Regions from separate parts of the Homo sapiens genome. Here region 2 is linked to region 1. A link is a loop called in an ENCODE intact Hi-C map of the cell type or tissue named here. Cell type or tissue: stomach. All regions are shown on one strand. Each heading gives the region's core, and the rest is flanking DNA. Links, peaks and the distances in the headings are about the cores only. Region 1 overlaps AHDC1 (AT-hook DNA binding motif containing 1). Region 2 has its middle 4.5 kb from the start of AHDC1.

Region 1 (2,904 bases), core at 121-2,620:
AGATGTGAAGGGACATCTGGGAATCTGTATTTTTAACCAGCTACCCCAGTGGGGACACTTTCTAGTGCCATCTCATGCCCCTCCCATTTTACAGATGAGGAAACTGAGACTTGAAGAGGGAAAGAGACTTTGTCCGAGGTCACAAAATGGCACAGGAAGGGGCCCTTTGGTTGCCCACCCAGGTGGAACATCCCTCTATCCACTGTTCCTTCTCTCTCTGCAGGCTCCAGGACTCAGCTGCTCCTCGTTGTCCCACCTACTGGTCCCACCTACTTTGCTCTCTCCCAGGCCTGGCTGTGGACCTGGCCCCTCCCAGGTCAGGATCTCTCTAGTCCAAGAACTTGGAGCACTGTTGCCCTCACAGGGAGGACAGTGGGTGACACCCTCACAAACGAGAAAAGGGGCTCAGACTCTGGAACCTCCAAGTCCAATTTCCAACAGTGTGGTTGGGCCGTGGCTCCTGGCACCCACTTGGAGATGCCCACCAGAAGCCCCCTCCCTCCCTCCCTTACTGAGGGTCAGGCTAGCCGAGCCTTCCCCGCCCTGGAGACCTCCCAGCTGGGGCCTGAGGGTGTGATCTTGGCAGAAGAGAAAAACCTCCTCTCCGGTGGTGGCTTCTGTTCAACCCACCCGTGAAGACCTCTGGGCACGTCCTCCTGCCAGGCCTCCTGAGGCTGGCCACTGCTCTCTTTTGCAGCCTCCAGGATCTGAGGGAAACAGCTGGCTCCCCTCCTCACCACACCCCGGCGGCCATTCTCTTGGACCCCTCCCAAGGGTACCACCTAGCCCTGGTCTGTGGACAAAGTCAAAGGGGTACTTCTGTCTGCCTGTCTGCTGTTGGGTCAGTGTGTCTGAGCTTGCCCATAGGGACACCAGCTGGTTGGGAGGGGGCTGGGGGCCCCAACCTGCTGTGCACAGTGCCGGGAAGCGCCAGCCCACATCCTTGAGTCCCCAGCCCCACCCTCCCCGGCTGTGGCTGTGACCACCCCACCCCTTCCCCAGCCCTCCTTCCCCTCCCCCACCCACTGCCTCCCCAGGGGAGCCAGGCTGCCAGCCCCAGCTCTCACTTCCGGCCTCATGACCCTCTCTCCAGCTTGCACACTCCTCCTCCCCCACCATTTCCCTCCCAGCCTGGTTCGAAGGCCCTGGGATGTCCTCAAATGGAAAACACTGCATCAAAGGGGCCATTACTGCTGCTCTGAGACCTTCCCATCACCTCCCTTTTCCTCCAGGGGCCTTATCTCTCAGGATCTGTCCCTCAGGGACTAGTCATCACCTCTGTCCACCTCCTTCCCTTCAGCCGCCTACCTGCCCACACAGTAACACCTGAATATCTTCTTTCAACCTGATCCCAGGCACAATATCATAATACAAATAACAATGATGGCAATAATAATGGCAGCTGTCACTCATTTGGCATCATTTAAATAGAGGCACAGAGAGGTTAAGTTATGCCCTTAAGAACAAACAGCCATCTCATTCAATTAAGCTGGTGTCTGAATTTAGGTTGGGCTTCTGTAAATCAAACTTCTTTGGTGTCCAGAGATTCAGCGCCCTCCCCTGCAGCCTCCTACAACGGTCCTAGTCCCAACCATCAGTTCTAATTTTTGACTTCTAATCTATCCTCCTCTCAGCTTCTAGTCACCACCTCCCACCAACAGCCATCCAACTAGATGCACTACTCTCCCTCGCCACTAGGTGTCCCCTTGGAGCCACTGATGCCCCCAAGGGGAGCTGGCCCTGCCCCGCCCCCTGGGGCCATCAGGGCCCCCCCACAGCACAGCACAGCAGTGCACACCCCACCCCACCCTACCCCCAGCCACACAGAGCTCCTTTGTGCAACCCTCGCCCACCCCCTTCCTCCCTGGAACAGGGCACCTGGCAAGCAGGTCTGCCCCAGAACCGCCCCCTGCCAGCCCCCTGCCCTGGGTGCCAGGTGTGTGGGCGCCACCGCCAGCTCTGGCTGGACCCGAGGGTCACCCTGCCGGCGGCCCTCCCTTCCTCCCTCCGAGGTCACCCAGGGACTAAGCTTCCCGCCCTGCTCCGCCCCCCTCCCCTCCTGCCCTTGGCCCTTCCAGACTCCCGTCCTTGTCTTTCCTTCTGTCTCCCGGAGGACTCCCCTCCTCCAGCCCCACTAGGCCTTCCCTGCAGCCTCTCACCCCCGCCCACCTCCTTCCCCAGAGAGCTCCTTGTTCCACGCCCCCCCGCTCCCCGCCCAGGTCTGAAGAACTCCTCCTCCTGGAAAGTTGCTGCTGGAAAGGAAGTGACTTCAGCAATTTGGCCACAAGGCTGGGCACTGCTGAGCCCAGCTCAGCTCAAGGCTTGCCCAACCCACCTCCAAAGCACAAATGGAGCCACATGTGCACATCACTCCCACTGTGCACCCAGAACCCTGAGCACACACTTAGCCAGTGTACACACAGATCCCCGTGTGCATACACCGTACCATCGCAGTGTATTCAGATCTTGTCTATACACACATCTCTCCAGTGTACACTAGCACCCTTGCACACATGACATCCAGTGTGGCACACACAGTATCCCCACACCTGCCCAGTACACACCCAGAATCCTGCATATTCATACTTCCGGGTACCACATACACAGCCCTTGAACGCTCCCCAGCCCAGTCCACTTACACAACTCTTGTATATTACCCCATGTGCACGGAAGGACAGAGCCTTCCACACACACCTGCTTGCACACAAGCTTGAGTGCCCTGTACATTTACATTCGGATACACACAGCCTCGCATCCTCCCACAGCTGTACCTCCCCACCCTTACAATCCCAGGAGACTCCACCCCCAGACCTCAGGCCCCAGGAATGCTCCTTTGGAAGTAGGGTGGGGTCCCCAGGCAGGCTCAGCTCTAGGGAGCTTCCTGGAGCCGCAGGCTTCATGTGT
Region 2 (2,904 bases), core at 183-2,682, 52 kb after region 1:
TAAGCTATTGAGCTGCAGATCCAGGAACAAGAGGCCCATTGGACTGGAGCCATTATGGCCCTGGTTTTCCCCTTCTTTGGATGGGAACAGCTCAAAGCTGGAGCCCAAGAGACCACGCAAGCAGGAAGCCTCCCTCATTGTGGTACAGTGGGGACTAAGGCCCCCAGGCTCTGTTAGCCCTCCTCCTGGGCCAGCCCCTTTCCCCTCCCCCGTGCAAGTCCTCCCACATTCCTCTAGGCCACAGGAAACCCCAGCTGCAGCCCAGACTTCAAACAGCTCCTCCCTCTGGGGCAGGGGGTGTGGGAGGAGAGGCCAGAGGCCAGAGGGCAAAGGTCAGCTTTGTTCCTGCCGGAGGTGGTGAGGGACCTGGGGGAGACAGAGGGGGAGCAGGGTCGGGCCCTTGACAGCCACACTGAGTGTGTGTGAATTCCTGTGGCCGTCAGGGTTGTGTGATTCCCGCTGTGCGCCTGTGTCTGGGGGGTAACCCTGTGTCCTCGGTTTGCTTTCGCTTGCAGGCCTGACTTCTGTGTCTGAGTGTGAAGCAGTGCATGTTTGTCTGTGGGTGCTCAGCCTGGGATCCCACTGACACGTCTGTAGGTGCCATTACTTGTATCGCTATGTCTGGTTCATAGGCGCGGTCAAAGCTGTGTGTCCTATGAGTGTGACCTGGTATGGTTCTTTGTGTCCCAGAGGGGTGTCCGTCTCCTGCCTCTTCGCCTCCTATCTTTCCTCTCCATTGTCACCAAAGAGTTCCTTCTGAAAGTGAATCTGGCTGGGCGCAGTGGCTCATGCCTGTAATCCCAGCAGTTTGGGAGGCCGAGGCGGGCGGATCACTTGAGGTCAGGAGTTCGAGATAACCCTGGCCAATATGGCAAAACCCCGTGTCTACTAAAAATACAAAAATAAGCCAGGCGTGGTGGCTCCCGCCTGTAGTCCCAGCTACTTGGGAGGCTGAGGCAGGAGAATCACTTGAACCCGGGAGGCAGAGGTTGCAGTGAGCTGAGATGGCACCACTGCACTCCAGCCTGGGCAACAGTGAGACTCCGTCTAAAAAAAAAAAAAAAAGTGAATCTGACCTGCTCAAAACCCTTCAGTGGCTCCCCATTGTCCAAGGCTTAGGATCCCAGCTTGAGTGCATGGTAGACAAGACCCATGCCTGCCTTTGCCATCTTCATCTTTAGCCACTAACCCCTCTGAAATTTCACATTCCTAGCACACCTACCTAATTGTAACTCCCTGAGCAGTCTCATTTCTTGCCTTTGAGCTCACTTAATTCTGTCCAGTCTGGAATGTCCTTCTGTTGCTTCTTTCTTTACCAAGCAAACTCTTACTCTTGTTTCTGATGAATCAACACCTCCTCTGAGAAGCCTCCCAGACTTCCCCCTGCCCAGTTGAGTTAGGACTCTCCCCTGTTCTCCCACATAGCTTTATTGTCATTTTCTGCCCGCATCTGTCCTGTTAGCACCCATCACCATTAAACTGTGACCTCTTTGAGAGCAGGAACTGTGCCATATCTCCTGTCCTGTGGTGGGAAGTTTCTGAAGAGACCTGGTTCTCCCATCCCGGGAGGGGGGAAAGTTTCTTGCAGTTTTGGATGTAGTACTCAGAGTCACCACTAGAGAGAGTGTGAACATCACTGCAGGACCATCCAGGCTCGTGTGTGTGTGTGTGTGTGTGTGTGTGTGTGTGTGTGTGTGTCTTCGATACTGTACCTGGGGTGTGTGTGTGTGTGTGTGTGTGTGTCTTCAATACTGTACCTGGGGTATGTGTGTGTGTGTGTGTCTTCGATACTGTACCTGGGGTGTGTGTGTGTGTGTGTGTGTGTGTGTGTGTGTGTGTGTGTCTTCGATACTGTACCTGGTGGAGTGGAGAGAGGATCCACTCAGCTCAGTCCCGGAGCAGTGGGATCCAGAGTAGACTCCATTCCCCACAATAAGTCCTGGGTCCCCCAGATTTCTTCTTTCTTTTCCCCACAACTCAGAGCCCATACCCCTTGGCTTTCCCCCTCCTACTTCTTGCCTCTGACTCTCCATCCCTCGTCTTCCATGCCTCATCTGCACCCTCAGCCCTCCCATGCCTAATTATTGGCACTTGCCTGGCCTGAATGGGCCTTACTCTACCATACGTCTGGGCCTTTGCACATGCTGTTCCCTCTGCTGGAGATGACCTCACCCTCTGGCTGCTTCATCAGGCAGACTTTTATTTCACAGACTCCAAGAAATCCCCCAGACTTGGCTCCCAGACTGACCTTGCCCCTAAGTGTTGTCATTGTTTACTGTTTTGCCTCCTAGACAGGACCAGCCTACAGGAGACATCAGTAGATGTGTGTGAAATTAATAAATGACTTAGTTCTTTTACGAGTACAATCCTCAGCATGTAGGGAGCTACCCCTGAGCCCTACGTGCACCAGGCCCTTCCTGGACCTGACTCTGGGTCAATATGACACTTTCCCATGCTGCTCCTTCAAATAAAGAAATGTGACCCGGGGAACACATGAGACTTTGAGTTCAAATCCTGGCTGTACCATCCACCTGTATGACCTTGAGCCAGTGTTGTAGCCTCTCAGAGTCTTGTTTCCTCTTTTGTAAAATGGGGATAATCACACATCTGCGCTGCCTTGTGGTGAAGATCAAATTAGATGATGCATGCAAAATACCCGCATTAGTCAATTAGGTGTCCTCCTCCCCCACCATGAACTTGGAAATAAAATTGCCCTCTGAGTCTTAAACCAGTAAAATCCACGCATCACGGAGGAGAAGAGCCAGGTGGGGGAGTGAATGAGGCGAGAGATGGTTTTGTAAACGACTGAAGAGTTTTGTGAACGGTGCAAACCGCAATCAAGGTGACCCGCCTGTAATCTCAGGGAGGCAGGGCGAGGATGTGATTGAAATTGAGAAAGCAGAA

Evidence for each region. Hi-C counts contacts between places; a loop is a spot of excess contacts. Peaks named below come from ENCODE experiments on the same cell type or tissue, not always from the same donor. Only the 100,000 strongest peaks of a DNase experiment are listed, where the experiment ranks them.
Region 2: it touches region 1 in a loop (4-fold over the local background); 101 of 110 quality-filtered maps call a loop at or near these places.

What each region holds. Positions count from the first base shown.
Region 1 is chr1:27,555,219-27,558,122 of GRCh38, forward strand. All of the region lies in intron 5 of AHDC1 (AT-hook DNA binding motif containing 1), which reads right to left. Among named protein-coding and RNA genes, the nearest start is that of AHDC1, 47 kb to the right of the region's middle. RefSeq lists enhancers at 197-752, 2,264-2,353. In stomach, for the core only: CTCF peaks have their summits at 1,673 (motif pointing right) and 1,885; DNase peaks (open chromatin) are centred at 1,053, 1,843 and 2,183; H3K4me3 peaks cover 640 bases; H3K27ac peaks cover 2,393 bases.
Region 2 is chr1:27,607,186-27,610,089 of GRCh38, forward strand. No RefSeq gene overlaps it. Among named protein-coding and RNA genes, the nearest start is that of AHDC1, 4.5 kb to the left of the region's middle. RefSeq lists an enhancer at 1-267. In stomach, for the core only: CTCF peaks have their summits at 1,606 and 1,805; DNase peaks (open chromatin) are centred at 196 and 1,636; H3K27ac peaks cover 374 bases.